Linked DNA regions of Homo sapiens: region 2 is linked to region 1. A link is a loop called in an ENCODE intact Hi-C map of the cell type or tissue named here. Cell type or tissue: OCI-LY7. All regions are shown on one strand. Each heading gives the region's core, and the rest is flanking DNA. Links, peaks and the distances in the headings are about the cores only.

Region 1 (16,767 bases), core at 3,658-11,657:
GACCATGTGAATGCTTTCATCCCTCAGTTCAAAACACTCCCCTGGGCTGGGTGCAGTGGCTCACACCTCCCAGCTCTTTGGGAGGCCAAGGTGGGCAGATCACTTGAGGTCAAGAGTTTGAGACCAGCCTGGCCAACATGGTGAAACACTGTCTCTACTAAAAATACAAAAATTAGCTGGGCATGGTGGCACGTGCTTGTCGTCTCAGCTCTTCCAGGGGCTGAGGCAGGAGAATCCCTTGAACCTGGGAGGCAAAGGTTGCAGTAAGCTGAGATTGAGCCACTGCATTCTAGCCTGGGCAATAGAGTGAGACCCTGTCTCAAAAACAAACAAACAAACATTCCTGTCTCCTATCTCATTACAGGACAAAGTCTGAACTCCATGGCACATAAGGCCTTCATGAACTAACTATGGCCTATGGATCCAGCTGTGTCTCTCAATCCCCCCACCCTTATACCCTCACCTCTCCTCAAGTCAGGCTGCACCCCAGCTGGTTCCCCAGCCTGTCAAGCTCTCACATGTACACAGTTCCTGTCTGTCCTCTCTGCGTCCTCTCTATATACAGTGTGCTCCTACTCATTGTCCAGCACCCAACCCTACCATCACCTCTTCCTAGAAGTCTTCCCAGACTGCATCCTTCTCCCAGCCAGAGAGTGTCAGACATTTCTTGGACATAATTTTGCTAGCTTCATATTTACAAAATTGTTTAAGCTGTATTGTAAATAACTGTTTCTGAGCAAGTCCCCCACCCAACTGTGAGCTCCTAATGTCCAGCAAGTGACCTGGCTCAGTACATATTGATGAATAAACGAATGAACACATAGAAGGTGGGAACGGTGAATGATTAAAATCATTAGCTGTGGCCCAAGAGAATTTGAAAAAAAAAGATGACAAAGCCCTGAAACCGTTTTCTGATGTGAGAATAGCATGCTTCTCCATGGAAGGATTCCTTTGTATTCCATAGCCTTAAAAACGACCATTATTTAAAAAGAGACAATTACATGTAACACTTTGTGCATCTTGCCTCTCTTAAAGCACAACACCCATTATGCCTAGGAAAACACTTCATCCAGAATTTGGCTCAAACAGCTGACAATGAGACACAGGCTGAACCGACTGAGGCCACATAAAGACACAAGAGTGGAAATCCCCAGCTGGAGACTGGCTTGGCGGGTTTTGTGTTGACTGGCTTATTTGTCTGTCTTATTTTCCAGCCAGAGCCCATACTAATCTGTGGTTAGAGTTGGTGCCACTTTTAGTTGTACCCTGCCTTGTCCCACAGCCTTTAAAGTGTCTTGTGAAGGTCCTCTAATAAGGCAAGATTTTTCTTTATAGCGAGAAAAATGAAGCTAAGAGAAAATTAGACACAAAGTGTTTGCCATGAAGCCTTAGTCTGGTTAGTCAAAGCAGATTTGGCTCTGAACTTCCCAAGGCAAAGAAGGAAACAGGAGGAGCTCTATTAGTGGAAAAGCAATTCTAGTGCAGAAGTGACTGCACAGGGATATTGACACCAGACAACAGTTTCTTCCACGGTTCCCTAAAGACAGGAACACCATCGGCCGGGTGCGGTGGCTCACGCCTGTAATCCCAGCACTTTGAGGGGCCGAGGGGGGCGGATCACGAGGTCAGGAGATGGAGACCATCCTGGCTAACATGGTGAAACCCCATCTCTACTAAAAAATACAAAAAATTAGCTGGGCGTGGTGGGGGGCGCCTGTAGTCCCAGCTACTCGGGAGGCTGAGGCAGGAGAATGGTGGGAGGTGGAGCTTGCTGTAAGCCGAGATCACACCACTGCACTCCAGCCTGGGCGACAGAGCAAGACTCCGTCTCAAAAAAAAAGAAAAAAGTAGACAGGAACACCATCCTCAACAACATGCTTTCTCTAAATGTAGCAATGACTATCCCTGGGGCTAGTTCTTTTCTTTTTTTTGAGACAGAGTCTCACTCTGTTACCCGGCCTGGAGTGCAGTGGCATGATCTCGTTACTCACTGCAATCTTTGCCTCCCCGATTCAAGTGATTCTCCCACCTCAGCCTCACAGGTGCACGCCATCACGCCTGGCTGATATTTGTATTTTTAGTAGAGAGGTGGTTTTGCCATGTTGGTCAGGCTGGTCTCAAACTTCTGGCCTCAAGTGATCTGCCACAGGGGCTATTTCTTAGACTCTTCCTCAACAAAGCCCAGTGGCCAAGGAGTACCATTGAGCCAGCTGTGACTCAGCCTTTGAAATGTGCTCAGTAGCTGCAAGGACACCTGCCTTTTCAGGTGGGGTGTCTCAATTTAAGACTATAAAGGCAGGCTGATTGCGGTGGCTCACACCTATAATCCCAGCACTTTGGGAGGCTGAGGTGGGCGGATCACCTGAGGTCAGGAGTTCAAGACCAGCCTGACCAACGTGGAGAAACCCTGTCTCTACTAAAAATACAAAATTAGCCACGCATGGTGGCACATGCCTGTAATCCCAGCTACTCAGGAGGCTGAGCCAGGAGAACTGCTTGAACCCAGGAGGCAGAGGTTGTGGTGAGCTGAGATCGCACCACTGTACTCCGGCCTGGGCAACAAGAGAGAAACTCCATCTCAAAAAAAAAAAAAAAAAAAAAAGACTGTACAGTCAGAGGGCCAGGCAGGGTCCCTTGTGGGTTTAGAGTCAGACAGACCTAGACAGACAGCCAGACCTGATACCAGCTCTGCTACCTACCTGCTGTGTGAGACCAGGTGAGTCACTTCACTGAGCCTCAATTTCTTGTTTATAAAATGGGGTGAGCCCACTTTGCAGAGTTCTGGTGAATATTAGTGCTAAACTACACAGTGCTCAGGACACAGGGGCCTTTGAAATTGGTGGCTGTTAATATTATTTAATTAGCCCAAGAGGTGTATTATCTTCCTAACAATGTATATTCTCTTGACCACCTGTGTGGGGGCAAGACAGTCTACATGGTGACAAGACAATAGTCCATGTACTTGCTTAGTGTGTCAATACTGTGCTCAATGCCACAATACTTGAGATGAAGTGTGGGTGGCAGGTGGCAGCAGTAAGAGCAGTGACCCCAGCATTACCTGAAGCCTCTGGACAGGATCGGGCTCCTGGCTGATACTCCAGACCCTGTTGGAGAGATCATTCATGATGTCAAGTTGCTCTCTGCAAGAGTCAGCTTGTTCCCTGTACACCTGGAGGGTAAGCTGCGTGTTTTTATCAATGAATTTCTTGGCCAGCGCTTCCTCTTCGTCAAGTAGTAATCTGAGTTCAGTGAATTTCCCCTTCAGCCAGGTTTTACTTGACTCTGCATTAGCCTAAAAACAGAAAAACCAGTTGCAGATGACATGTCTGCCAACCAGGAAATCCAGAATAATCAACATGAAAAAAATCATAACGTCTGAAATGTGAGTTCAGTAAAGTGGCCAGTCAGACACAAGATCAACTTATAAAAACCAAAGCTTTCCTAAGCACCAGCCCATCACCGATCGTAAAATGCACGGAGAAATAAAGATCCTTTTGAAAATGGGAGAAAAAATAGCAAAATATGTGGAAATATACCTAATACAAAACCATATTCGTGACTGGGAGGGTTGATTACTATAAAGTCACTATTTGTCTCTAAATTAGTCTATAAATTTGATGAAATTCTAATCAAAATCTTAACATGCTGATTAAAAATTATTAAATCATTAGGAGAGAGAATAAGCATAAGAAAAGCCAAAATTGCTTTAAAAAAATCAATAAAGAGAAAACTGATAAGAGGTTATCTGCCTTATCTGCCTTATCTGATAACAAAACAATAAATCTACAGGATCTAAAACCATGTGGCTCAAGCATAGATAAGAGGTCAAAAGTACAAAATAAAGAGCTTTTAAAAGAACTCAAATTATATATGGAAATGTATGTATGTGTATGTGTGGTGTAACAGTGGCATTTTAGAACAAATTTTTGTATTTTTTGTACTAAAAATATAAAAGTAAAAATAATTAAAATAATATGAGATTTTCCACAATGAAAGGTTAAGGAAAACAAACAAAAGAGAAGGTCCAGTTAAACTAAAACACTGTACATAAAGCCCAAAGAATAAATCAATTAGATGAAATACAAAACAATTTTTATTTATTTATTTATTTATTTTTATTTTTTGAGAAGGAGTTTCACTCTTGTCCAGGCTGAGTGCAGTGGTGCGATCTTGGCTCACAGCAACCACTGCCTCCCAGGTTCAAGCGATTCTCCTGCCTCAGCCTCCTGAGTAGCTGGGATTACAAGCACGCACCACCACACATAGGTAATTTTGTATTTTTAGTAGAGACGGAGTTTCACCATGTTGGTCAGGCTGGTCTTGAACTTCTGACCTCAGGTGATCCACCTGCCTCAGCCTCCCAAAATGCTGAGATTACAGGCATGAGACACCATGCCCAGCCCAGAAAATAGTTTTTGATCATTAGATTGGAAGACTTTTAAGAGACTGAAATACAGTCTGTAAGGGTATGTGAAGTAGGGCATTTATATAAACTGTGGGTGGTAGGGTCTATTGGTACTTCGCTTTTAGAGGACAATACGACAATAGCTATCAATTTTTTTTTTTTTTTCAGACGAAGTTTTGCTCTTGTCGCCTAGGCTGGAGTGCAATGGCAAGATCTCGGCTCACTGCAACCTCCGCTTCCCGGGTACAAGCGATTCTCCTGCCTCAGCCGTGTAGCTGGGACTGCAGGTGGCCATCACCATGCCTGGCTAATTTTTGTATTTTTAGCAGAGACAGGGAGTCACTGTTGGCCAGGCTGGGTCTTGAACTCCTGACCTCAGGTGATCTGCCTGCCTTGGTCCCCCAAAGTGCTGGATTACAGGCATGAGCCACTGCACCTGGCCTCAAAGTTTTAAATACATTTATTCTTTCATGCAGCAATTCCTCTTACTTTACTTATATCCTAGAAAATGCTTTCACATGTGCATGAAGATTTGTGTACCAAGATTCTCAGTATATAGCTTCTACACATAGAGAATAGAATTGGGCAAGTGTAGTGGTAGGTGTCTGTAATCCCAGCTACTTGGGAGGCTGAGGCTTGAGAATCACTTGAGCCCGGGAGGTGGAGCTTGCAGTGAGCTGAGATCAGGCCGCTGCACCCCAGCCTGGGCGACAATGCAAGACTTTGACTCAAAAAAAAAAAAAAAAAAGAAAAGAAAAAAACATTGAAAAATGGGCGTCACTAGCAGAAACAGAAACAACAGCAGTGGGGAGCGAACGTTCTGAGAAATAGGGTCAACCACAAACAGCTCACTAGCACTCAAGCATCCTGTTACAAGCACTCAACTCACAGTCCACCTGCACCCAGGCATCCTGTCTGCAAGCATTCAGCTCAAGCAGCACAACCTTAGAAAACTCCACCTCCAGCTCCTGCCTCTTTGCAGACAGTCTTCTTTCTGCTGTCTCACCCATTGCTCCCTTTCAATGTATCTCCCCCTTTTCTCTAAATAAATCTGCCTTTCTAAACTCAATGCTGTTTTGGTAAATTATTTTATTCCCCTGTGCACCAGCCTCAGACAGTTGTTAACCATGACATATTTGGCACAATTTTCAATATGGGATATGTATATCGGTTCATTATATAAATTGTCCTACATTCGTACAATGAAATAATTTATAGCGATTACAAAGAATGCAGTGTGCTGATGCATGCTAAACATGGATGAACCTCGAAGACATCATCCCCAGTGAATTAAGCCAGACAAAAAAGGACAAATAATTTATCATTCCGCTTATGTGAAACATCTAGACCAGGCAAATTTATAGAGACAGAAAGTAGAGTCGACGTTACCAAGGGCTGGGAGAGGGGAAATGGGGAGTAATTGCTTGATGGTTTCAGAGTTTCTGTTTGGGATAATGAAAAAGTTTTGGAAGTAGACACAGGTGATGGCTATACAACATTGTGAATATAATTCATACCACTGAATTGAATACTTTAAAATGGTTAAAATGGCAAATTTTATGTTATGTATATTTTATCACCATAAAAAAAAAGAAGAAGAAAATATAACAACAAAAACAATGCAGTAGGCTGGGCGCGGTGGCTCACGCCTGCAATCCCAGCACTTTGGGAGGCTGAGGCGGGCAGATCATGAGGTCAGGAGTTCAAGACCAGCCTGGCCAAGATGGTGAAACCCTGTCTCTACTAAAAATACAAAAAAATTAGCCGGGCGTGTGGCGGGCGCCTGTAATCCCAGCTACTCAGGAGGCTGGGGCAAAGAATTGCTTGAACCCAGGAGGCGGAGGTTGCAGTGAGCCGAGATCATGCCACTGCACTCCAGCCTGGGCAACAGAACGAGACTCCATCTCCAAAAACAAACAACAACAACAAAAAACAATGCAGTAGACCTATATGTCCTGGCAGGGAAAGTTCTCCAGAAAAAAAAAAAACAGGTGAAAAAGAACAAGCTGCAGAATAATATAAGCAAGATAATCCAAATTTATGTAAAACATAATAAAACAAAACCTGTATATGGACATATGTATACATCTATATATTTGCAAGTGCAATTAAAATGTTTGTTAGTAGTGGTCATATTTGGCAAGAGGCATGGGATTGGGGGTAAGGGAAAAGAGAGGCTCTCACTTTGTACCTTATGTAGTTCCATACTATACCATTGTTTAAATTTTAAAAAATGACAATTTGTTCATGTATTATTTATACAATTAAAAAAACACTAAAGCTGGGCACGGTGGCTCACGCCTGTAATTCCAGCACTTTGGGAGGCTGAGGCGAATGGATCACGAGGTCAGGAGATGGAGACCATCCTGGCCAACATGGTGAAACCCTGTCTCTACTAAAGATATAAAAAATTAGCCAGGTGTGGTGGTGGGCACCTGTAGTCCTGGCTACTCGGGAGGCTAAGGCAGGAGAATCGCCTGAACCCGGGAGGCAGAGGTTGCAGTGAGCCGAGATTGTGCTACTGCACTCCAGCCTGGCAACAGAGCGAGACTCCGTCTCAAAAAAAAAAAAAAAAAAAATTAAACATAGGCCAGCTCCCTTCCTCAGCCCAAACATCTGCACAGTCCACATAGCAGAATGAACCCAGCACCCAGCCAGTCACGAGGGGTGGGCAGGCTCCCGTGATACCGTGTTCTCAGGGGGACAGCATGTGGTTTGGCAGCAAACAGGAGATGAGTTCTCTAAATCTGTGTTTCCTATCCAATGCTCCAGGCAGAGGATAGGTTCAGAGGCTAGCTCATACCACAGGCCTATGGATAGGTTCAGAGGCTAGCTCATACACAGGCCTATGGATTATAGCTTTAAGCTAGCCTGGGAATTAGTCCACATTTTTATGGTTGCAATGGGTCAATGAGCCTGGACACAAATATATATTTACTGAATGATCAAATGAAGAAAATAAAATGTATTTCAAACTCTTGATTTATGAACACATGTTGAAGCAACGTAAGTACACAGAGGACCTTTGCAGAGAAACCAAGAGAGCAAATATCTCCTCCCAACCAAGTTATGCTCCAAGCAGTTTTTATAGATCCACTTTGTAAAGTAGAAAATACAAAAGAAGCTTCACGACGCTATACCTTGTTCTAACTCTCAGCACAGTGGCAACCAGTATGGAAAACAGCCACCAGAAAACTTCTTGTATAAGCAGATGAGGCTGATTATGCAATATGGTCAGAAAGGGGTAGAGAGAGAGAGGGAAGGGGAGAGAGAGAGAGAGAAAGAGAGCAAGAGAATATCATGGTCATGAAATAAGGAAGTACGCCATCTGGTTTGGGTCCCACTGGTTCAAAGTGAAGATCCCAGCTGAACTGGGCTGGGCTTTGAAGAGAGCTGGTGGCTGGGTGAGGGCCTAACAGAGTCTAGCTGAGCAGGGTCTAAGGACTGTGGAAGAGAAAGAAGCTGAACAGCCATGAAGCCCCGGTCAGGGAAGGCTGGGGGATTTTGCACTCAGAGTGTGGGCTGCTGTGTGAATCCACCTCTGGGTCCTGTGGAGAGTGAGGAGATGAAAGGAGGGCGCTGTTTTGCTGAAAACTCAGTATGACTTCCAACAACCCTCCCACGGATGCCTCTCATGGGATGCACCACCAGGGAAAGAAGGCATGCTGTCCAACCTTGCCCAGACCACGTTAGCATGGGGACTCTTTAGACTCTGCTATGGTGGCAATGGCAGGCAGGAAGAGGCAGGGAGTGGCCATGCCCAGCAGGGGCAATGGACACCAGTGGCCTTGTCAGCAGCATGGCCTGGCAGGGTCCCCATCTTTTTGTTCCCAGTCTGGCAAAGGCTGGTTCATGTCCCCCCATTGGTGCCTTGATCCCAAGCCTTGGCTCAGTCCCTACAGCTCCTGCGGGTCACAGAGAAAGGCATGGAGCCAGCAACTGAGGCTCCTTATTCCACCCGCAGGGGTTCTGGGTCTGGTGCCAGGCTGGGCCCTTGTGTCTCAGGCCCATTTCCTGCCCATCCCCGGCTCTGCTCTGTAGGACAGAGGGGCTGAGCCCCGCCGACTGCATTTTCAGGATCACTTGACGTCAGGAGTTCGAGACCAGCCTGGCCAACATAGTGAAACCCGATCCCTACTAAAAATACAAAAATTAGCCAGGCACGGTAGTGGGCACCTGCAGTCCCAGCAATTCGGGAGGCTGAGGCAGGAGAATTGCTTGAGCCCAGGAGGCGGAGGTTGCAGTGAGCTGAGATCACGCCACTGTGCTCTAGCCTTGGCAACAGATCGAGACTCTGTCTCAAAAAACAAACAAACAAACAAAAAAACAAACAAACAAAGTAAATTCACTGATGCCAAAACCAAAGAGGAAACACAGTGTGAGTGACCTGGCAGGAGCTGAAGCTAAGTGACCTGGAAGGAGTGGAGCCAGAGGTGCATGCATGCAGACGAAAGCCACAATGGGGCCTGGCCATCCAGGGGGAGCACAGAGTACCTGGCCACATTCCAGCTGAGAGTGGAAAGGAGTGACCTGCATCAAGTCAGATCCACAAAGAGCTGCTCCATCCATCAACTAGCACCAGAAAAACTCCACCCCCGGGCCCAGGGAAAAGAAGAGGAATCTAGTCATTCATCCAGGGTCACAGGTGAAAAGAAAATCACCAGCAAAACAAATAAAACAACAGTTTTGCATTAAGCAGGGTTGGAGTCCAAATTCACGGAAACTCAAAACTGAAAAATAATATGAAAATGAGTCTGGAGCTACTGAAACTCTTAGCATCTCCTGAAGATGCTCATGTCACAGTGCTCTGAAGGGGCACACTCACAATCCACAGTGTATTGGACATCTATGGTAAATAGCTACTGGAGACAAGATGATAATACACGTGACAAACCACACAAGAAAATGAACCACCATGCCTCACCTCCAGATTGGGGATATATTAGAATTGTATGTACAATATAACTCAAGCTACATTAAAAGCATATGCATATACAGGAAAAAAATCTCAAAATGTGAATAATGGTTGGCCTGAAGTGGCAGGATGCAGGATTATGGATGAATTTTTAAAAATATGTTTCTTGATCAGGAATTGAATATAAATGCTCACAGGAGCCAGGTTGTTAACACTGAAGGAAGTGGGCAGGGTGGAGCTGGGAGATCCCATGCCATGGGAGTAGCCATTGCTCAGCTCCATCTGCCCCCACATGAGAGTGCAGGCATAGGGTGGCAATATCTTTCTAATTTCCTAACTATAAATTTTTATACAAATATGTCTCAGGTTTAAAATGCTGACTATTAATTCCATTTTTCTTATTACCTTATGAAGGCCACTTAGGTGTTAGTCTAACAAAACATACAGAATTTGTATGCTGAAAATTACAAAATGCTGATGAAAGAAAACAGAGATCTAAATAAATGGAAAGATATACCATATTCATGGATTGGAAGAATACATAGTAAAAATGTCAATTCTCCCCAAATTGATAAACAGGTTTAACACAATTCCTATCAAAATCCCAACAAACTCTTTTTCTTTTCTTTCTTCTTTTTTTTTTTTTTTTTTGAGACATGGTCTCGCTCTGTCACCCAGGCTGGAGTGTAGTGGGTATGGTCATTGCTCACTGCAATTTCAACCTTCTGAGCTCAAGCGATCCTCCCACCTCAGCCTCCTGAGTAGCTGGGACTACAGGCATGTGCCACCATACCTGGATGATTTTTTAGTTTTTTGTAGAGATGGTAAACAAGCACATGAATAGATACTCAACATCACTAGCTACTGGGGGAATGCAAATTAAAACCATGATAAGGTATCACTACACACAGATTATGCAAGTTAAGATAAAAACTTGTGACAATACCAAATGTTGTCAAAGATGCAGAAAAACACACTCTCATGCATTGCTGGTGGGAATGTAAAATGGCACAACCACTCTGGAAAAGCGTTTGGCAGTTTCTTAAAAAACAAAACAGGCAGGTGCCATATGACCCAGCAATAGCATTCCTGGGCATCTAACACAGATAAATGAAAACTTATGTCCGCACAGAAACCTGGACACAACTGTTCAAAGAAGCCTTATTTGCAATAGCCCTAGACTGTACCAAACAGCCTACAATAGGTAAATGGTTTAAAAAACCTCTATGGTACATGCATACTATCGGATTAGTGGAATATTACTACTCAGCAATACATGGGAATGAACTAGTGGTTCTTGCAACAACTTGGGTGGATCCCAAGGGCATTCTGCTGAGTGAAAAATACCTCAAAAGATCATTTTCCATTTTTATGACATTTTCAAATGCAACAATTATCAAACAAATTAATAATTGCCAGGGGTTAGGGATTGGTCGGGGGGATACAGTGGGTAGGGAGGTGACCATAAAGGTGTAGGTAGATTTTTTTTTTTAAGATGGAGTCTCGCTCTGTCATCCAGGCTGGAGTACAGAGGCATGATCTTGGCTCACTGCAACCTCCACCTCCTGGGTTCAAGCGATCCTCCCACCTCAGCCTTCTGAGTAGCTTGGATTATAGGCGCCACCATTCCCGGCATTTTTTTGTATTTTTTTTTTAGTAGAGATGGGGTTTCAACATGATGGCCAGGCTGGTCTCGAACTCCTGACCTCAAATGATCTGCCTGCCTCAGCCTACCAAAGTGCTGGGATTACAGGCATGAGCCACCTCGCTTGGCCTAGAAGAAGGTAGAACTTGGCAGTGATGGAATAGCCTGCATTTTGATTGCAGTGGTGGTTATGCAAATCTATACATGTGATAAGTTGACATAAAACTATACACACATACCATCCTTTTTTTTTTTTTTTTTGGATAGTGTGCTATAGTTATGTAACAAGTAACCCTTGGGGCAAACTAGGTCAAGGTACACAAAACTCTACTATTTTTGCAACTTCCTCTAAATCTATAAAAAGTTAAAAAGTTAGTTGGGGAAAGGGTCAAGAGAAAGAGAACCATGGCTTAGATTAAGCTGAAACCTACCCCAGGCCATCCCTCAGGCCAAGCTTATCCAACCTGCAGCCTGTGGGCCGCATGTGGCCCAGCACAGCTTTGAATGTGGCACAACACAAATTTGTAAACTTTCTTAAAACATCATGAGTTTTTTGGATATTTTTTTTTTCTTTAGCTCATCAGCTATTGTTAGTGTTAGTGTATTTTATGTGTGGCCCAAGACAATTCTTCCAGTGTGGCCTGGGGAAGACTAGACCCTCCACATGGGTCCTAATTCTTGGGGGCCCTCAAACCATATCTGCTCAGGCATTTGCAGACAGGGAGCCTGATCTTCAGGCCTCCCCACAACCCTTCCAACGTGACAGCTTTCACTTTCTAAATCCTTTGGTACTGTCTATCTCCTAGCCCAGAGTTCTGCTTGTGAAGACATGAGAGACACTATTAAGCTGGGACCACAGGTGTGAACTACAAACGTCTTCAGGGTACTGGCAAACTGTCATGAAGACAACTGACAGAGAATGGACTTTAGGCAAATGTGGGAGCCAATTCTGTGGCCTGGCCTGGTCACAGGAGAAACTGGGTGCCAGCTTCTCCCATGGTCACAGCCACTCCTCCTCTTGTGTGAATCAGTCAGGGGTTCCTTTTTTTTTTTTTTTTTTGATAGGGTTTTGCTCTGTTGCCCAGGCTGGAGCACAGTGACGTGATCCTAGGTCACTGCAGTCTCAAGCTTCAGGGCTCAAGCGATCTTCCCACCCCAGCCTCTGAAACAGCTGGGACTGCAGGCGTGCACCACCATACCTGGCTATTTTATTTTATTTATTTTTAGTAGAGATGGGAGTCTCACTATCTTGCCTAGGCTGGTCTCGAACTCCTGGGCTCAAGTGATCCTCCAGCCTTGGCCTCCCAAAGTGCAGAGCAGGGGTTCTTCCAGCTCTCAGTGGGGCAGGCCCCAGGAGGGCCTCCCACCCCAGCCCTCACTGCGAGGAGGGAGCAACAGAGGATGAAGGGGAGGAGGGAGCAACAGAGGATGAAAGGGGGAGGGAGCAACAGGATGAAAGGGGGAGGGAGCAACGGAGGATGCAAGGGGAAATGACCAGCCCCTGAGGCCCTAAAAACACAACAACTTTGTCATGTCAAAATGGTTACTTAGAATAACATCAGCCTCAAGTTCCCATTCAAAATCCACAGAGAATCCACTCAAACATCATTATGAAAGGAGAGTGAAGAAAGTACCTATTTGTGGAACAGATCTTACCCTACTTGCTTTCTTTCAGCATGGCAGTGGAATTAAAGAGATATCTGCATATTCCTTAAGCTGTGTTTTGCTTTGTTTAAGGCAATTTGGGATAATGGGCTAATTCCTCCAAGAGACTGGCAGATGACACTAAGGAACCAGAGATTTGCCACAAAGCAAAGGAAACCGGAGCTCAGGGCCCCTCACTTGCAGAGCCCCTTCATGGTCTTGCACCTAATTTTGTCTGTAATTTTGTGTTCTTTTTCTAAAGAACCCTGAATTATAGAAGCTCCAGGCCCCACCATCTGCCCCTTCGCAGTTGGTTTTTATTTTCATTGGCTCCATATTGGGGGTCCCTTTTGTCTGGGGGGAAATGTGGGTCTTTCCATGGGTATGAGGAAGAAATGTCCACTTGCCTTGAGCTTCTCGGTGGCATCTTCTATCTGGGTTATGTTGTCAATGTGCTGCTGCTTCTTGATTGCCAGCTGCTTTAAACATTCTTGGCTGAGTTTCTGTACAGGAGGGAGTTAGGAAAAAAGTCGTAATACTGTCACTTTCCAAATAACAGGCCCCCCACAGGGGTCACCTCCTCTTACCCTTGTATTCTTTTCCAATGGAGGCATCTGAAGGTGAGGTAACTTGCCCAAAGTCATATGGCAAGTTGGTGGATGAGCTGGGACTAGGACATCTCTGATCCTCGGAGGTCCACATCAGGTATGCCTCTAATCTTGATTTGCACCCCTTCCTCACACTTTACTTTATCTAGGACAAGTCTTGCCTGTGACTTGCTTTTCCAGCCTTTCAAGTGGGACTTTAAGGCAAACAGCTTGGGGTCTGGGAAAGAACATCTACTTATGGAGTATTAACTGAGCACCTATTATGTGCTGGGCCCTGTTCCAGGTGCTGCCCTCATGAAACATACATTCCAGGGAGTCTGTGACCCTCTGGCCCTGGACTACGTGAGAGGTCAGTGGGGTTCATGCTTCCTGCTCTTCCCACCTTCCATATCTCTGCTTTTTGAAATTGCTTTTTTCCCCAAAGTCTGCTCTGCACTCTCCTTCCCCAAGGGTGTGATCTCGTCTCCATCTTAGCCTTTCTTACAGCTGGCCTTACACTCAGCTGCTGGGCCCAGATCTGGCTGCCCCATTGACTAGGAGCTTCTTGAGGGCAGGCTCGCTTCGTTCTCACTCCCCACAGGGAGCAGGGTGTGACCAGAAGTGTTTGCTGAATTGAACAGAATTATCAGGGGCTGGTCAGGCATGGTGGCTCATGTCTGTAATCCCAACACTTTGGGAGGCTGAGGTAGGAGGATCACTTGAGCCCAAGGAGTTCGAGACCAGCCTGGGCAACATAGTGAGACTCTGCCTCTACCACAAAAAATAAAATAAAATAAAATAAAATAAAATAAAATAAAATAAAATAAAATTAGCTGGGCATGGTGGCATGCACCTGTAGTCCTAACTACTTGGGAGGCTGAGGTCAGGGGCGGGTCACCTAAGCCCAGGAGGTTGCAGTGAGCCATGATCATGCCACTATGCCACTGCACTCCAGCCTGGGCAACAGAGTGAGACCCTGTCCCCCCCCCCAAAAAAAAACAATTATCAGGTGCTGCTAGCTTCTTTCCCAACCAGCCAGAGAACTCTTCCAGGTCAGGGAAGGATCTGATCTGTTCTTTGACTCATGGCCCAAAATATATGCTGAATAGATGTTTGGTGAATGATGGATGGATGAATGAATAATGGGTGAATGGATAGGAAAGTGGGTATGTGGATGCAAAATGAATATTCATAGTGTCAACCTTACGTAATGAAATTCAAGAGCTGAGCATGGTGGCTTGCACCTGTAATCCCAGCTACTCAGGAGGCTGAGGTGGGAGGATCACTTAAGGCCAGGAGTTTGAGACCAGCCTGAGCAACATAGCTAGACCCCATTTTTACCAAAAAACAACAAACAAAACAAAACAAAAAACCTGGCTGGGCATGGTGGAGAATGCCTCAAGTTCCAGCTGCTTGGGAGGATGACATTCACAGGCTATAGAAATGATTAGCAAAGAAATAAATTGATGGTGGCTAGCTTTGTTTAATGAACTATTCAGGCAAAATTGTTAAGAATGAAAAAATTAAATAAATGTAAATGAGATCAAAGTTTATAAATGAACATTTCATAGTTTTAAAAGTTGTTTTCAGGCTGGACACGGTGGCTAACGCCTGTAATCCCAGCACTTTGGGAGGCCAAGGCAGGCAGATAACCTGAGGTCAGGGGTTCGAGACAGCCTGACCAACGTGGAGAAACCCCGTCTCTACTACAAATACAAAATTAGCCAGGCATGGTGGCGCATGCCTGTAATCCCAGCTACTCGGGAGGCTGAGGCAGGAGAATCACTTGAACCCAGGAGGCAGAGGTTGCAGTGAGCCAAGATCACACCATTGCACTCCAACCAGGGCAACAAGAGTGAAACTCCGTCTCAAAAACAAACAAACAAAAATTGTTTTCAGTAACTTAATATCATGTTATGTTAAATGAAGTAATAGGTCATTATAAAACGTCTGAATCATTTATATGGTATAGAAAAGCTAAATATATTTCGATCTGTTAACAAAAAAAAATTGAGGAGCCATCTTTCTAGAAATTATGAAATTATTTTCATCTACAAATGCTGGTAGAAAACAGCTAAAAATTACTTACTTCCTAGGTTTTTCACTGGAAATTTGGGTTACTAAGAGTGAAAATTGTAGTTAACATATGTGATTAAAACTACTTGATATAAAAGAAACAGTTCTATTTACAGAGTGTATAAAGTCAGATGTGTTTTTGGTAAAGACTGTTGAAAGAGAGTAATTTTTCTTTTGCATGAGAGAGAACTTTGTGTAGTCAAAATGATAATGGGAAAAGGGAAGTAAATTTTTGTCCTAAGGTAGAATGCCAAAATAAAAAGGAAGTATAGGACAAAACTGAAGATTTAAGCAAATTCTAGAAGGTCTGTGGAAGATTAATCTCACAAAAGACATTTTGTATGTGATCAAATTGGTTAAAATGAGAAGGAAATGGCAGGGTGTGGTGGCTCCTGCCTGTAATCCCAGAACTTTGGGAGGCCGAGGCAGGCAGATCACGAAGTCAGGAGTTTGAGACCAGCCTGACCAACATGGAGAAACCCCGTCTCTACTAAAAATACAAAAATTAGCCAGGTGTGGTGGTGCACGCCTGTAATCACAGCTACTCAGGAGGCTGAGGCAGGAGATCACTTGAATCTGGGAGGTGGAGGTTGCAGTGAGCAGAGATTGCGCCATTGCACTCCAGCCTGAGTGACAGAGCAAGACTCAATCTCAAAAAAAAAAAAAAAAAAAAAATCAGAAGGAAATGGCCAGGCGCGGTGGTTCATGGCTGTAATCCCACCACTTTAGGAGGCCGAGACAGGTGGATCACCTGAGGTCAGGAATTTGAGACCAGCCTGGCTAACATGGTGAAACCCCGTCTCTACTAAAAATATAAAAATTAACTGGGCATGGTGTTGTGCACCTGTAGTCCTAGCTACTCGGGAGGCTAAGGCAGGAAAATTGCTTGTACCTGGGAGGTGGAGGTTGCAGTGAGGCAGTTCATGCCACTGCACTCCAGCCTGGGCAACAAGAGCGAAACTCCATCTCAAAAAAAAAAAAAAAAAAAAAAAAGAAGGAATTTTTTATAAGTTTTTCTAAAACTTAAGTATTAATATCAAAAGCACACTCATGTAAGGCCAGAGTCTGGGCTCCTGTGTTGGAACAACCAGGTTTTATCAGAGCATTGATCTGCTCTTTAATAGAAAATGGTGAGAGATTATCGATTATCTTATCTTGTGTAGTCAAAGCTGACTGAAATTGGATGATAGATAATATACTAACACCTAAGTAATTTTTTTCTTTTTTTGAGACAGGGTCTCACTTTGTCACCCAAGATGAAGTTCAGTGGTGCAATCTTGGCTCACTGCAGCCTTGACCTCCCAGGCTCAAGCAATCCTCCTGCCTCAGCCCCCCAAGTAGCTGGGACTATAGGCACACACCACCACACGCAGCTAATTTTTGTATCTTTTGTAGAGACAGGGTTTCACCATGTTGCTCAGGCTGGTTTTGAACTCCTGAGCTCAAGTGATCTGCCTGCCTTGGCCTCCCAAAGGGCTAGGATTACAGGCATGAG
Region 2 (16,767 bases), core at 4,631-12,630, 170 kb before region 1:
ATCAGCTAGATGGGGGAATCTGAATCCCTGGGGGAGAAGTCTGGACATATATGTATTTTTGAAACCTTCCCAGGTGAGTCTAATGTACCAGAAGGGTTGAAAGAACCACTGCTCTCTCATGTTCATTATACCATGAATGCCTGAGGGACTGTGACCCTGTCTTGTTCTTTGATATAGCTAGTACCTAGCACAGTGTCTATATGGAAAGCTTGTGCAAGTGTGTTCTTGCTGAATGAAACTTTATTTGCAAAAATATCCTTAGTCCTCTGTAATAACAGAAGGAAAAGTGAAAACAAAAAATACCAGGGTAGATTTTCAGACATCTTCCCATCCAGAACAGCTTCTATTCCTGCCCCGGTCTCTTGTCGTTTTCAGTTAATCTTTACCATTATCACCATATTTACCATATTCCTAAAATAGTGAAATTGCCATTCCATTGTTCAAAAATCTGACTTCATTCCCCATTTTTAACAAGTGATATATTTCTTGGTTAGGTAAGCAAAATATTCTATGCTCTAGTAATATGAGCTTTTCAGCATGCAAGCCTACTACTATTTCATATGGACTCTACATTAACCATAGTTTGCCTGCAGTTCTCTTGAACATGTTTTGAACTCACCCTTCTCTTTGTCACATACAGTAATGCTGCTATCCTCATCTATGCAAATACTTTCCGTCTTTCAAGGCTTCATGCCTGTGTAATTTTTTCAGGTCACTCCAGCAAAAAGTGAGCATTCTCTGTTTGTATCTACCATTCAAATGGCACCAGCCCTTACTATTTTCTTTTGTGATTATTTGTTTTCTGTTTTATTTCCCCATGAAACCAAATTAACCCCACCGTGGGGTGTTAGATAGGTCTTCTAACCTCCGCAATTCTTAACATGATGGTATCCACACAGTTAAGCATGTAATAATGATTTAATGTACATTGTGCACAAATACAATATTTAAAAAATAAAAATAGAAAATCAAAATTCAAATACAAAAGTAAACTACATTCATCACTCCAAAATATCTTTTAAGGAGAATTGTTAAAACTGACCAAAAGAGTCAACTAAAGCCTGAATAAAATTTTGATGCTACTGTTACATTAATAATTGAACAGCATTTACAAGAAAACTATATACTCCACAAAATGTATGTGTTCAGTCTTAGTCACTTATCTGCTCTTAAGACGTAAATAAATGTTCTTAGGGGGGAAAACCAATTATCCAGTCCTCCCCGCTTCCTTATTTGTCTGTTCCCACCACTATCCTCTCCCCGACCTATACATACATACACACACACACACACACACACACACACACATTCTAGCATGATATTGTCTATGTGGTAGAGCCTTAAAAAATGTTATTTCTTTCAGATATGGTCTACAAATAGAAAAAATAATATTAATGAGCATTGTCAAAAGTTTTACAATATTTTGAGAAAATCACGCATAAACTATTAAGCTGTATGTTCCATTGGACCACAACTTTATGGTTGAGCATTGTTAAAACAAAACATAACTATAGACATCATTTTCTGGATGACTCTCATTCAGAATTGCTGGTATTCCTGGCTCTTCTTTGGGTTTTTCTTTCATTTCTGTAAAATCAAATAAAATAAAAAATAGATTCAATAAATTGTATTGGGACAATTGACTCTCCATTTGGAGGAAGAAAAACTGCTTTACAACATACACAACAACAAACCGTAGATGGGGTAAATTTTTAAATACCATAAAGTTATAGAAATAATAGTGTTTTTAGTAATCTTAGGATGCTAAGCAGAACACAGAGACCAGAAACCATAAAGGAAAAGACTAGCAAGTTCGAATACCTAAAAAGTAAAATTATATATGGTGAAAACCACTATAAACAAAGTTAAACCAAATCAAAGACAACTGGAAAAATATTTGCAACATATACATAGTAAAAACTATTATTTAAAGAGGTTTTTTAATCGGAAAAAAGAAATAAAAAATGTTGAATGGGATAAGGATTCAAACAGGCAATTCTTAAAAAATTATATTTATAATAATCCTGAAAAGATGTCTAGTAACATTAATTATAAAAGGGGGTGATTAAGACCATTAGGTGTGTTTTATTTTTTAACCTATCACTTCTCAGCCTTTTGGCTAAGATCAAGTGTATTTTTTTTTTTTTTTTTTTGAGCCGGAGTCTCGCTCTGTCGCCCAGGCTGGAGTGCAGTGGCGCGATCTCTGCTCACTGCAAGCTCCGCCTCCCGGGTTCACGCCATTCTCCTGCTTCAGCCTCCCGAGTAGCTGGGACTACAGGCGCCCGCCACCGCGCCCGGCTAATTTTTTGTAATTTTAGTAGAGACGGGGTTTCATCGTGTTAGCCAGAATGGTCTCGATCTCCTGACCTCGTGATCCGCCCACCTCGGCCTCCCAACGTGCTGGGATTACAGGCGTGAGCCACCGCGCCCGGCCGATCAAGTGTATTTTTTAACCTAGCAGACAGACAAGGATTTTTAAAATGTCATAATGTACAGTGCTGACAAGGGTGTGGGGAAAAGGCACCTGTCTCGTGTGAATTGCTACCACATTTCTGGAGGCTAGTCTGACTGACTGTATATTCAAACTTTAAATTTGGGTACCGTTTGGCCCAACAATTTGATTTCTAGGGGTTGATTCAAAGGAAATAATCAGACAAACTTCAGCCTCCAGTGCCTCCATTTCCTTATATTTAGAATGGGAGTATTATTTATCCAGTAGAGCTTTTAACATTGAATAAAATAAACCACATAAAATATTTAATATGGTGTCTGGCACATAGAAAAGTACCAGATAAATGTTAACTAAATAAATGTTATTCCCAATGATGTTCATTGAACATTGTTGTAATAGTAAAACTTGGCAGTAACCTAAGTGTTCATCCTTATAGAGACTGGTTGAATATACATATAGCACAGTACTATGCAGTTGTTACAAAAGACATCATAAAGATGGCTGCAATACATATTGTAAATGAAAACAAAAACAAGTTACAGGATAGGATGGGTACTGTCTCATTTGTTGAAACAAAACAACCTTAACATTGGGAACTGAAGATAGAAGATGGTATTATAGGGGACTTTTACTTTACTTGATATTCACTTACATATTGCTTTATTATAATGAACACTTACTACTTTTATAATCAGGAAAAATAGATATTCCCATTTATTTGGTCAAACAAAGCCAAAAATAAAATAAGCGTTAATTAATTGACCATATCGACCTTGCTGGGTTTAGAATGAAGCAGTTAGGAATCAGGACGCTGTGTTGGTTAGAGCTGCTTCTCCAGCAGGGTACTCCTGTCAGTGCACGTACTGCTTCACATGCCTGCTTTTGCTGCAATGTATTTCTTTAAAGTAGTTCTTCAAAACTGGTATTACTTGGAAACCAACTAGCACCATGTTTTTGTTGCACTCATCTTTTAGGATAAAGAGCAAGTAAACTACTAAAGGGATTTCTTTAGAAATCAGTTTCCTGGGGATAACTATGGTCTGATAGACTCAGTCCATTTCTTATACTGTCTACAGTATTGTACAAAGAGAGCTGAAGTTCTCAGTTATGTCTCTGAGGCAAGTGAAATTAAAGAAAGGTTGCATTATTTTCAAATTCCTATACTTAGGAAAAAGTTTTTCAGGAACAAATCTTGAAATAGAAAGGGTTTTTGGTAAACCTGATAAATCCTACAAGAATGAATTCCCTAGTAACAGGATTATATTTTACAGCTTTTATCTCCCTCAGTACTTCGTACTATGAATTTACCTGCTTTCCATTTATCAGGCAAATTAAATTTCCTAGAAAAACTTCATTCATCAAGCTTTCTTGTTAATGTAGACTTAATTTTTAAAAATATTTTGCAATAATTCATCCTATATTGGGTTCATTTCACTGACTATAGCATCTCATAATGGATGGATAGTATGAATAAGTACTTAATGTACATGCTTGCATTTTCAATTTTTTTAACTCTTTGAAATATGCCAAGACAGACGTTGGTTGCATGAAAATATTGTTCACTTAAAACTAGTCAATGAAATTCACAGTATCCATTGAAATAACAGGGAATACCCAGGATTGTCAGAGAAAGTTGTAAATCACTACTCTGGGGGAGATGTACCTACCTTGGTGCTATAAACAGCCCTTACCTTGAGGAAAAGTATAAGCATCTTTAGCATCTTCCTGGTGTGCTTTAGGATCCTGGCCTTGGGGCCCACCTGTTTCTTGGTGTGGTTCTGGAAAGCATTCTTTAGGCACATCCTTATTTTTATATGTCTCAGTAGAGAGGTCTTCAGGCCCCGGTGTTTCTTGGTATATTTCAGGTGAATATTCTTCAAGCTGGGATGTTTCTTGGTATATTTCAGGTGAATATTCTTCAAGCCCAGGTATTTCTTGATACGTTTCAGGTGAATATTTTTCAGACCCAGGAGTTTCTTGGTTTATTTCAATTGAATAGTCTTCAGAATGAGGTGTTTCTTGGATTGTTTTATGAGAGGGGGCTTTAGGCACAATAATTTCGTTACATGTTTTATGAGGAAGGTATTTAGGTTCAGCTGATTCTTGGTGTGTTTTTGTAGAAAGGTCTTTAGGCTCAGCTATTTCTTGTATTTTAGGAAAAAGGCCTTCTGTCTCAGCTATTCCTTGATCTGTTTCATTGTATTCCTCTGGTTCTGCTGGATTTTGGTCTGTGTCAAGAATATAGCCTTTAGGCACATCTGGTTTTGGATATGCTTGAAGAGAGCATCCTGCCAGATCAGCTGTGTCTTCAGATGTTGGACAAGGAAGGATTTTGGGTACAGCAGCTTCTTGGCACATTTTAGGAGCCAGATCTTCTCGTTTAGCCATATCTTGGTACATTTTGAAAGGATGGTCTTGAATTACAGATATTACTTGGCATGTGTTAGGAGAGTTGTCTTCAGGTTCCTTCATGTCTTGGCATATTTTGGAAGAATTGTCTTGAAGTACAGATATTTCTTGGTACATTTTAGGAGAGAGGTCTTCAGGTTCAGACACATGTTGGCATGTTTCAGAAGAATGGTTTTGTACTGCTATTTCTTGGTACTCAGAAAAATTCTCCTGATATATGTTACTTTCTTGACATATTTCAGAAAAGTGTTCCTCAGGCACAACTTTTTGCGGGGAGGCTACTGAAGGAAATACTTTGGTTATGCTCCCAGGTGGCTCAGTTTTTTTCTCTATAGGTGCCAGTGCTTTCTCCACTATTTCCTTTTCTATCTGTGGCTGAGGCTCCACCTTCAATTCTGTGTTTTGTTGTCTCTTTCTGCCTCTTCGATTTCCTTTTCCTGTTCTCTGCTGCTTGCGTTTTTTCTGTTCTCTGCAGAAAGAACAGAATTAGTGTCAGCAGTGGTACTACAGAATTCAAATAAATGCTTGTAATAACAGTGCCAGGTCCCCCACTGCCTCATTGCACAAGTATCATGAACTAGTCACTTAATCTCTCTGGGCCTCAATCTCCTTGTTTGTAAAATGAAGGAGCAGCTCTAGATGTTCTCAATTCTTAGGAGAGGGAATGTTTCTCCAGGACTTCGTGGCATTGATACCATGCTTACCAGGAGCCTTCTTGGTGAGGGTAGTGCATGCGCGTATGCGTGCGTGCGTGTGTTATAGCATATTCTTAAAGTTTTGTTATGGAAAATAAATAATTCTCATTACAAATTAATAGAGTGGCATTCTGGTTTATACACTAGTCTCTTTGCATTTAGTCTTTGTGTGTTACTTCCCTACCCCTGAGTAAACTCATACAAATCGAGTTTCTAGACCTGGCACAGCTCCTCGTCTGTGCAGCCTGCAGGTGGATGCTGTATATGGCTTGATTATCAAATACATTATTTTGTGTAAAGAATTCTAAGTTGCTACAGTATATATCAAATGAGGTATACTGTAAGGGGTCAAAAGCTGCAAAAGCACTTCTTGAAGTTAAGAAGTCAGGTAGATAGGCATGAGTGGCCATATTATACCTATTCCTAATTAATAAATTAAAGATCTAGAAGATGAAAGGATATGCATGGTAATTGCAGCCAGTGACAAATTGTTAGGCACTGCAAATACAACCAAATACAGATGGCTAATACAGATGGGCTGGGGGCTGGGGGCTGGGGGAAGTACTATAAATAAGCATTTCATCATTTTTCTAAATCTACTGAAATTCTGTTTCATGCTACCCGCTCCATGGAGCCTTCTCTAAGAGACTACAGGACTAAAATGCTCTCCCAGCTTAGCACTCCTATAGGACTTATTGGGTGTACCATGCTAAAGGCAAGGAATGTAGGCTGCCTCATACTGTAGTTATTTCTGAAGAAACTGTATTTCTTTTAGTAAACATTTTAGACAGTCTTTGGAGATAAAAACCAGTGTTTTTTACATCTTTATAGTGCCCATCGTTCCTTGCATATTTAAAAAAAGTATACCCTGTTCCATTTTTTGTGTATGTTTGAAATTTCCGTTGTAAAAAAGTGTTTTTAAAAGATTACCTCACCAAACACAGTTTGAAGTCAATACCAAAAAAGTATATATGTTCACTTCTAATATGAGGCTATAGAAAAAAAGAAAAAAAGGTATAGATGTAACAGAGCAGTCTAAAATAATATTGAAAATTATATTTAAAAAAGGAAATCTAGGCCGGGTGCGTTGGCTCACGCCTGTAATCCCAGCACTCTGGGAGGCCGAGGCTGGTGGATCACGAGATCAGGAGTTCAAGACCAGCCTGGCCAACATAGTGAAACCCCGTCTCTACTAAAAATACAAAAATTAGCCAGGCATGGTGGTGCGCGTCTGTAATCCCAGCTACTTGGGAGGCTGAGGCAAGAGAATCGCTTGAACCCAGGAGATGGAGGTTGCAGTGAGCTGAGATTGTGCCACTGCACTCCAGCCTGGGTGACAGAATGAGACTCTGTCTCAAAAAAAAAAAAAAAAAGGAAATCTAAAGATGATGGTTATGGCACCTCAGCATTTTGAACTATTACTACAAGTAACCAAGGTGACAAGATAAATCATAAAATTCTGATAAATTTTTTGAAAAAGATATTAATAGTAATCCAAGTTCCTTAGGAAACACATATTTTTTCCTAGATATTAAATCCTAAAGAAGTTGTTATTTAAATCTCTGTATGAGGAGATCTGAGTAATGTAATAGTCCATGTCTTCCCAGGTAGTTTTTCAAAAAATGCAAAAAATACCTATGTGGCCTAAACTTTAGTCTGTACTCTCTCATGGTTGTGGGCAAGTCACTTAACCTCTACATGCCTTGGTTTCCTTGTAAGTGAAATGAGGTAAATAATATCGGCCCAATTTCATGTGGTGGTTATAAGAATTATATATAATAACTTACATGAATGAATTATTCAAATATAAATTAGGACTCATATGAATACAGGAAACACTTATAGTGCTTGTATATGTCAGGCACCGTTTAAATAATTTAGTTATTTTGTTATCTCATATAATCTTCACATCAGTCTATGAAGTAGGTAGTTATTATTTTCATTTTGCAAATGACAAAACTGAAACACAGAGATGTTGAGTAACTTGCCCAACACTTGTATTTGATAATCAAGCCATATACATTATCCACCTGCAGGCTGCACAGATAAGGAGCCGTGCCTGGATTGCAGGTCTAGAAACCCTGAGTATGAGTTTACTCAGGGGTAGTGAAGTAATACACACAGACTAAATGCAAAGAGACTAGTATATAAACCAGAGTGCCAATCTATTCGTTTATAATGAGAATTATTTATTTTCCATAATATTTCCAAGGGCTCTGGCTACCAAGTAGGGGAGCCAGGCTACGAATCTAGTCATTCTGGCTTTAACAGCCAGGCTCATAACCATGCACTCTGCTGCCTCTCTCTGAAACTAATAAAGTTTCACTGTATGGTGTGTTGTAGTGAGAAAAGAGGGCACAGGCCTTAGCATTATAGAGATGTATCACCAGAGCAAGTCCAGCCAGCTGCCAAGAGGCTCACTAAGGTGTTATCCATTTGAGTGAATACCCTCAGCCCAGCAAGCCCAGAAACCTGATTCTGTTAGCACACTGAGACTACCTCCATTTATCAGGGGCAGAGCTCATCAAGCAGATTTAAGGAGACTGACATATAAACCTAAAGACCAATTTTTAAATGAACAGACATACAAAGTCACATAGTAGAAAATACCTGGACTGGCTGGGCACAGTGGCTCACGCCTGTAATCCCAGCACTTTGGGAGGCCAAGGTGGGCGAATCACTTGAAGCCAGGAGTTCCAGACCAGCCTGGCCATCATGGCGAAACCCCGTCTCTACTAAAAAATACAAAAACTAGCTGGGCGTGGTGGCCAGTGCCTGTATTCCCAGCTACTTGGGAGCTGAGGCAGGAGAGTCACTTGAACCTGGGAGGCAGAGGTTGCAGTGAGCCGAGATTGTGCCACTGCACTCCAGCCTGGGCAGCAGAGTGAGACTCTGTCTCAAAACGAGTGAATGAATGAATGAATGAGAGAAAGAGAAAAAAGAAAAGGAGAGGAGAGGGGAGGAGAGAGGAGGGGATGGGGGAGAGGAGGGGGAGGGGAGGGGAGGGGGGAGGGGAGGGGAGGAGAATACCTGGGTTCTGGGCTCCCAAACAAATGCACCGTCTCTGTAGATAAGTACTTGGGAAGCCAAGTAATGATTGGAAGATTGCTTAGTGGTATGGAATTTGGGAGCTAATTGGATAATCTTCAATAGACCTGCCACAGGACCCTAATACAAATATTTCTACTGTAAAATGATACACGTGTTCCTAAAAAAACCTCACTTTCTGCAAAATCATCCTCTATAAAGTTACAGTGGTTATGGAGGTGGGGCAAATAGGCTTGGGACAAATGATTCAAAACCCTTGCAACATTTTAACACTAACTAAAACAATAATTGGTACCAGGAGAGAGAACTTGGATGGTCTAGACAAGCAGTTTACTGTGGCTGGAGGCTGCCTCAGGGGATAGTAAATGCAAATATAGTGTAATTGCAGGCTTGAAGCTGCTGAGACCTGAGCTCTGAGCCAGCGGGGTTGCCGTTAAGTTGGGCACAGGAGGGAAGTGCAAGCTGCCACTTGATGGAGAGCTGCGCAAGGCTGGTGTTGTGCCTCTCTGAGGAGGGAACCCTGGATGCTGGCTGAAAAGAATCCTGCTTATACAACAGCCAAGCTGAAGGCTTTTTCTTTCCAGCTGAAAGCTTTAATTCTCTTCCCACTATTCTGCTTTCTTCTGACTAGGAAAAAATCATGAACCAACACAACCCCCACATTATACTGACATCATTCTCCTATTTATCAATCGTATGTGAACTTGGTGTTATAGAAACATCTGTTGTAGCAGAACAGACAGTGCTCAGTCCACAGCGGGGTTTGGGGATTGGAAAATGCCCTTTCTTAGGAAGAGTGCTTTGCTTAAATTAGTGGTTCTCAACTGGGGATGATTTTGCCTGTCTTCCCCCAACCCCACCCCAGAAGACTTTTGACAATGTTTGGAGACATTTTGTTGTCACAGCTGGGGTGGAAGGTGCTGTTGGCATCTAGAGGCCAGAAAATGCTACAAAACATCTGCAGTGCACAAGCCAGCCCCCCACACAACAGGAAGTTCTCCTGCCCCCAGTGTCAGCAGTGCCAAGGTGGAGACACTTTGGCTTAGATGGATGCTGCACTTTTGGCTCTTTGGGCTCCCCTTCCAAGCAAGCAAGTCCCCAGTTTCCACAATCATATTTGAAATGGATGCAATTAGATGTCGCCTAATTTACAGTCATGTTATTGTACCCCCTTCCTGCATTTACATACAGGTGAACATACAGGTTATCTAAACTCTTTGTCACTCATTTACAGCGAATGTTTTGGCTTATTCCATGGAGAGTTAATCACACTCATTCAGTAAAGATTTAGCTAATAGAAAGCTTGGCGAACAATCTTGGAGGCTTCTTCAATGATGTTTCCCACTCCCAACAGGATGCTTCTATGTTTATATTACCTAGGAGCTAAACGCCAGGCTTCTCTACAATATAATTCGGTTGCTCAGTGCTTTAATTAAAAGAGACCAGGGAAAAAATTCTGTTCCCACCATTTTACCAGCTGTGTGTGTGACTTTAGGCAAGAGGTGTAACTCACTGGAGGCTTAGTCTCTGTTTTTCTGTAAAATAGGGATAACCATGTCTGATTTACAGGATTGTTGGAAAGATAAAATACAGTGTGTAAAGTGCACAGCACTACTTTATGCATAACATCCTCAATAAATATATTAGTTCCCTTTCCCTTGTGATGCTACCATACCCAAATAGCCATTGTGATGTTTCCTTTTCATGCACTTCAGCTTTTCTTTTTCTAAGTAGTTCTCTGTTTCTCAAACTCCAGGTTCCAATGACTTCTGTAATAAAATGAAAGTGATTAGAAAAAGTGATGAACTGTGGTGTCTATCAGCAAAAGTCCTGTAGCCAAGTGGCAGAGTCTCTGTTCTAGGTTTTTCTCCTAGCTTTTTGAGGACAAGGACTGCATCTCATTTATCCTTGTATCTCCAGAGAAAGCCTGGAAGCAGACATTCAGCAAATGTTTTTGAATGAAAAGGTCAGAGACCTACTCCTACATAGTATTTGTACATAAGTGTGCTACCAACCTATTAATTTCTTCAAAGTAATTTTATATATTGTACAAATAATGAAAAAAGTAGCCATATTTTGCTGTCTTTAACATGATAACTTGTTTTCATTTTATTCCTCACTTCTATCCAGTCTTTATATTACACAAAGTTGTAAGAATAGCATACCACAATTTTAATCTTTTTATTAAGCTAGCGTTATATTAGAACTATTTTCCATGACGTAGTCTTCATAATGATAATTTTAATGACAATGTGATACATAGTCTAGTTGATGTACTCTCATTTACCCAATCATTCCTCTTGGATTGAGCATTTAGATTGTTGCTAGTTATCTTTGCCTTGTATATCAAATTATAATAAGCATATTCATTGCATATAGCTTTTCTTTGGTATTTTTTCCTTAGAACGGTGTTTTTTCAAGTTCTTTGGAAAATTAAGGGTTTGATCAAAAAAGTTTCTGCTGCTGTCTAAGGTTGAGAAAAATTGATGAGTCTTTGATGCAGAGCTTCCTAGAGCCTGTGAAGTGATACAAATCCACACTGGGACCTCTAAAGAATAGAGCATGCCCCTTGAACCATGGTGCCTCTTGTTCTTGGGATAAGGGTTCTTAATAGGAAAAATTATATCTTTATTTTTACCAACCTCTAATTAAAATTGACAGTTCCTTCAATTATGAATGTAGATAACAAACCACAGTAGTTTTGGCAGTATATGACTTTTTTTTCAACTTTTATTTTAAGTTCAGGGGTTCATGTGCAGGATATGCAGGTTTGTTACATAGGTATACATGTGCCATGGTGGTTTGCTGTGCAGATCATCCCATCACCTAGGTATTAAGCCCAGCATCTATTATCTATTCTTCCTGATGCTCTCCCTCCCCCTCAGCATATGACTTGGTCCCTATAAAGAAATCACATATTTTTTTATCACATTATAGTTGTTGCAGATACCTTAAAATATCACCTACTGGCTATGACTTATTTGACTTGATACTATTATTAGACCCACCACTGGATATTGTAATCTATAAATAATCATATATATTACTATATAATAATTTTTTATTTTGATATTTGTATCTTAATGTAATTATTCCCTTTCTAGTCTTATATATTTAATTTTATGCCTTTAAAAATTTTATTCAAAGAAGGAGTCTCTGGGTTCATCAGAATGCCAAAGAGATCCATGTAGCAAAAAAAATTTAAAACAATGTCTTAAGGTATCTCAAGGCCTAAGTTTCCACAAAACATTTTGAGAAATGTTGCTTTAGGATAGATCCAAGGACTGAGATTAGTGAGTCAAAAGAATAAGCAGTATTATAGCTCTCACCACTTATTGCCAGATCTCTTTCCAAACGTTAGACCAAATTTGTGCTGCCATAGAAATGTATGAATCCACTTGTTTTACCACAGCCATCGAATGAAATTATTGGATGAACTAGTCTCATTAGCTTTCATTTATTTCCTTTTTTTTTTTTTTTGGCCAGATCCATTGAAAAGAGAAAATTATCATACCCCGAATTCTTCTCAACAGCCACCAGCTCTTAAGGTATTTTTCATTACCTGGAGAATGGTTCTCTTCTTGATGAGGGTCAGGTGTCTGATGGTGCTTCAAATGAGATTGGTCCTTTCCCAAATCCATCTTGCTGCAATACCTTCCTGCTATTTTGGTCTGACTTCCACAAGCAGCCTAGATGCTTTTTTAAAATATCAAAAACATCTAACACTTAAAAAAAAAAACCACACACACAAGTTTGCCTGTCACTTGACTTCCCGCCTAAAAGTTTTATCTGGTTGGACCACAACTGCAGGCTAATTCTACTATCTTTATCACACTGCACAGGTGTGAGTAGGGGAAATGGCTGGTGCTAGCAACCCCTAGCATAGGTTGCTATTTATACAGGGAAACTCTCTGACCACAGCCTGGCATGGCACAGCCTCTAGTCAGCACTCTTTTGGTTCTATCTGCCAGGAAGTGTCTGGATCCGATGTTCCTTTTTACAGATGGAGGTAGCCTAGTGTAGAAAGAACACAATCTAGGCCCCAACCAGCTCAGTGGCCCAGGGCAAGTCACCTCCCTTTTCTATGACTCTCTGCATTTGCAAAATGGGTAAATAATTCCTGTCTTGCCTACTTCATACGGTTCTTGTGAAAGTGAAAATAATAGATATAAAAGTTTCTAGAAAGTGTGATATATATTAATCTTACATGGTTTCCTGTATGTAGCTTTTTTCACCTTAATCTGTTGCAAAATAATGTACAGTTTTGCTGTGTATGCTGTTAGACTTAGTTAAGAAATAGACATAAAGAACCAAATTAGAATTTCACAGCAATTTTGTACCCTTTTTGGCTCACCAAATCATTCGCAAGTGACTCAAGATAACTAGTGAAATCCATTGTTACTCATATAGGGGAAGGTGAAAAATTACTTCTTAATGAAAATATCACCACATTATATCCCAGAAATTAAGTTGAAATAATCAAAGGAACCATCCTATCTCCAAGCAGTAACCCCATTTGTGAAGACAAGGAGCCACAGACTACTATGGTTCAACTAAAGAAGAAACCCTGAGCACCTCCTGATACAGGAAGCCAGTCTGGGAGATGCAGGATTAATATATGTGTTCTGGATTCAGATTGAATTGAAGTGAGTTTGAATTCCAGTGTTGACATTCCCTAATTCAGTGACCTGAGGCAGGTTAGATAGCCTTGGAGTCAATTTACCTATCTATAACATGGGGACAATATTGGTATCTACCTCAGAAAGTTACTGGGATGATTAAGTCCAGTAATCCATATGAGGCATTTTATGTGTGCCTAGCATATTGAACTTGGTCAGTAAATGTTAGCTACCAATAAAAATACAGTAACCAGATTTTGGTAAAGCAAGTCATAGTTTAAATGCACTAAAGAGAGAATCTGAAGAGGATTCTTTATAAAGAAAGACCTTTGTAATGTGAATAGATACCCACTACTTCCATGGAGTCTTAAGGCATTAGAACTGGAAGAGCCCAAAATCATCTAGTCCCTGCCTATTTTGTATACAAAGAAACTGAGAACCGAGGAGGAGAGTTACCTATACTTAGTATTTTATTACTTATTGCCAGCAGCATCTCTTACAGATTAGGAGATGGGTCATCATTTTGTGTGCTTGATCTTTCCTGGGTATAAAAATGTGTGTATCATGTAAATATATTAGAGAAACAAGCTGTCAAACACACTAAAGGGTATCGAGAATGATATAACAAACACCCAAGTATCTGCCACTAAAATTTAACTTGGTTTTTAATTACTAAACCCTAATATTTAGCTTTACCTCTCTCAGTTCCCCAGTCCTTCTCTTAAGTAAATCTCTGTATCTAAAAGTTCAGGTAACTTCAGGGAGCCCCTGCTCAAAGGAATCCTGCACGGAACAGCAGGCATTATTTGCTTGAAAATTTTGGATTTTCAGATATGGGGTTTAAATAACTCAAACTAACTTTAAAAATTACAAAATAGTGTTTTTTTAAATATTGGTCCCTTTAGTTGATATGTTTTAATTCTTATTAGTTAGGTTGTTTCTTACATTAGGATAGTTTAATAAAATAACATTATAGAATCCCTCTGGGACACCTTCAGTGGATGCAGAGGTACTTCTTGAATAAAATTGTCCTTACTAAGAGCTTGTAACACCCAGTTCAACAATTCAGCAAATTTTACTTAATGCCCCCTCTTGTGCTGTAGAGACGGATGGTGCAGTTCCTGAGCCCTGTGCCCTGTAGGCTCATAGAGGAGAAAGTGTGTACATCTGTATTGCAAGGAAATAATAGATTCTTTATATCCTGCTACAACCTACCTAAGTCAATTCCACCCCTGCCCCATGTTCCCTGTATCTAGAAGCAGAGTGTGGAGGGACTGTAAGAGGGTGGGGTTTCAAGTTAACAGTAAATTGAAGGTAATATTGGGTGGAGGAGGCCAGTGGAGAGACACTTTGGAGCAAACTAGATTGGAAGTCAGGCAAGGTGTCTCTGGCATGATAAACAGGCCAGAGTGGGAATTTGAGACAGAAGTAGCCTACAGTAAGTTTACAAGCCACAGTTCATGGTCCCTTCTCTCTGTAGAAAATTCTAGTTAGAAATTTAGTTAGAATTCTCTAACTAGAATTTCCAGAATGTGTGTTAGGCATTAAAGTCCACATATTTTTTGACAAATGCTGCCTTGTTCTAGAGTTATTTGCATATATACATAAACCTCTCTCTAGGCCACAAACCCTTAGAGAGCAGATACAGCTCCTGATTCACTTTTCTGTCTCCACAGTATGATCCGGTGGGAGGCTTGGCTCACTGTAGTCCCCATAATCGCCCTCACTCCCTGCTTCATGAACATGCAGCCTGGGACAGTAATTTATACACTCAGGGCTTGATGCTGCTGTGACTTAATAATAGCAATATCATCATCTGTGTCAGAGCTCTTTCTACTGTCATTCATTCTGTGCCCAGCGCAGTCCTATGTGTTAGAGATAGAGTAATTGAACAGCAAAGTCCCTGCCTTTATGAAACCTACATTTTAATGGGGAGAGATAAACAATAAGGAAATAAATAAAATATATAATGTGTCAGATGGTGATAAGTGCTTTGGAGAAAACTGAGCTGGGCATAATAGGATAAGAAAAAGGAGGTTGATGGTGGCTGCTATTTTAAATAGTGTGGTCAGAGAAGGCTTGACTGATAGGGTGACAGGTGAACAGAACTGATGGAGGTGAGAGGCCAGATATGCCATGCTGATATCTGGGAGGGCATTCCAGGTATAGGGGCACCAGCAAATGGCCCAAGGAGGGGAGTGTTAAGGAGGTGGGATCAGAGAAGAAGCCTATTATTGCCCCTTGTAGGATTTCTACTCTGAGTGAGATGGGTAGTCATGGCATGGTTTTGGACAGAGGAGTGATACGATCTGACTTACATGTTTAAAGAATTATTCTGGCTACTATGTGGGACAGGGGCAGAGGAAGCAAGAAGAACAATCAGAATGGTATTGCAATGATCCAGATGAGAGATAATTAAGGTTTGGATGATGGCAGTGGTGAAGCCATGGTCAGATTCTGGATTAACTTATAACTTGAATATGGGGTGAGACATAAAGAATCAAGATAAAGATTTGTTGTGAACAACTGGAAGGATGGAGTTAGCATTCACAGATCAGGAAGATTGGGAGAAGCAGGCTTGGAGGAGATGATCAAGAGTTTCATTTTGGATGTGCTAACAGGTTAGGGAGAAAACAGCAAAGGAGCAGCCAGTGAGGCAGAGGAAAACTGGAAAAATATAGTGTCTCGGAAGCCAAGAGGAAAGACTGTTTCAAGGAGGAGAGACTAATCCACTGTGTCAAACTTTGCTAAAGTAGAGGAAGGATTGAGAATTGTCCTAACAATTGATTTCCTAACAATTCAATTCATTTAAATTAATTATAGATTATGGAGGTGAAGTAACTTGGCCAAGGGCATGCAGATGAAACCAGCTATATAATTTTTGGGGGACCCATGGCAAAATGAAGACAGAGGGCTTCTCCTTCAAAAATTGCTAAGAATTTCAAGATGGCTATAGCAGAAAATTAAACCTAGCAAGTGTTTCACAAGTGTTTCATTGGATCCTTGAAGCAGACTTATAACATAGCTATTATTGTCCTCATTTTTCTGATGAAGAAACTGGTGCTCAGTGCATTGAGTGATATAACTAAGATCACAGAGTGAGACTGGTAGTTCGCACCAGAAGCTGGGCCTTCAGCCTCCAATTCCCTCTAATTCCTTCTTTTTTTTTTTTTTTTTTTTGTTTTTGAGATGGGGTCTCACTCTGTTGCCCAGGCTGGAGTGCAGTGGCACAATCACAGTTCACTGCAGCCTCTACCTCCCTGGGCTCAGGTGATCCTCCCACCTCAGCCTCCCAAGTAGCTGGGACTACAGGCATACACCACCATGCCTGGCTAATTTTTTGTATTTTTTTTGTAGAGATAGGGTTTTGACACATTGCCCAGGCTGGTCTTGAATTCCTGGGCTCAAGCAATACCCCTGCCTTTGCGTGCCAAAGTGCTAGGATTACAGGCATGAGCTACCAAGCCCAGCCTGGCCCTCTTCCTACTAGAACAAACTAGGTATTGAGGGAGAGAGTTGCTTTCCTGCTTCCTGACCATCTGGA

What was found. Peaks named below come from ENCODE experiments on the same cell type or tissue, not always from the same donor. Only the 100,000 strongest peaks of a DNase experiment are listed, where the experiment ranks them.
Region 2: a loop joins it to region 1, with 2.5 times the contacts of the local background. A loop is called at or near these places in 13 of 110 quality-filtered maps.

Annotation. Positions count from the first base shown.
Region 1 is chr9:98,096,873-98,113,639 of GRCh38, forward strand. TRIM14 (tripartite motif containing 14) reads right to left here. Exons shown (of 6, transcript NM_014788.4): 2 at 13,017-13,112; 3 at 3,059-3,292. Among named protein-coding and RNA genes, the nearest start is that of TRIM14, 14 kb to the right of the region's middle. RefSeq lists enhancers at 4,774-4,823, 5,084-5,203. In OCI-LY7, for the core only: a CTCF peak has its summit at 7,840; DNase peaks (open chromatin) are centred at 4,729, 5,279, 7,729, 11,299 and 1 weaker place; H3K4me3 peaks cover 4,479 bases; H3K27ac peaks cover 7,459 bases.
Region 2 is chr9:97,925,892-97,942,658 of GRCh38, forward strand. It overlaps HEMGN (hemogen), which reads right to left and starts at 12,281. Exons shown (of 4, transcript NM_197978.3): 1 at 12,167-12,281; 2 at 10,280-10,373; 3 at 4,144-5,330; 4 at 900-1,587. The coding sequence starts at 12,245. The coding sequence ends at 1,493. In OCI-LY7, for the core only: a CTCF peak has its summit at 9,077; DNase peaks (open chromatin) are centred at 5,270, 9,030, 9,580 and 12,480; H3K4me3 peaks cover 5,795 bases; H3K27ac peaks cover 7,048 bases.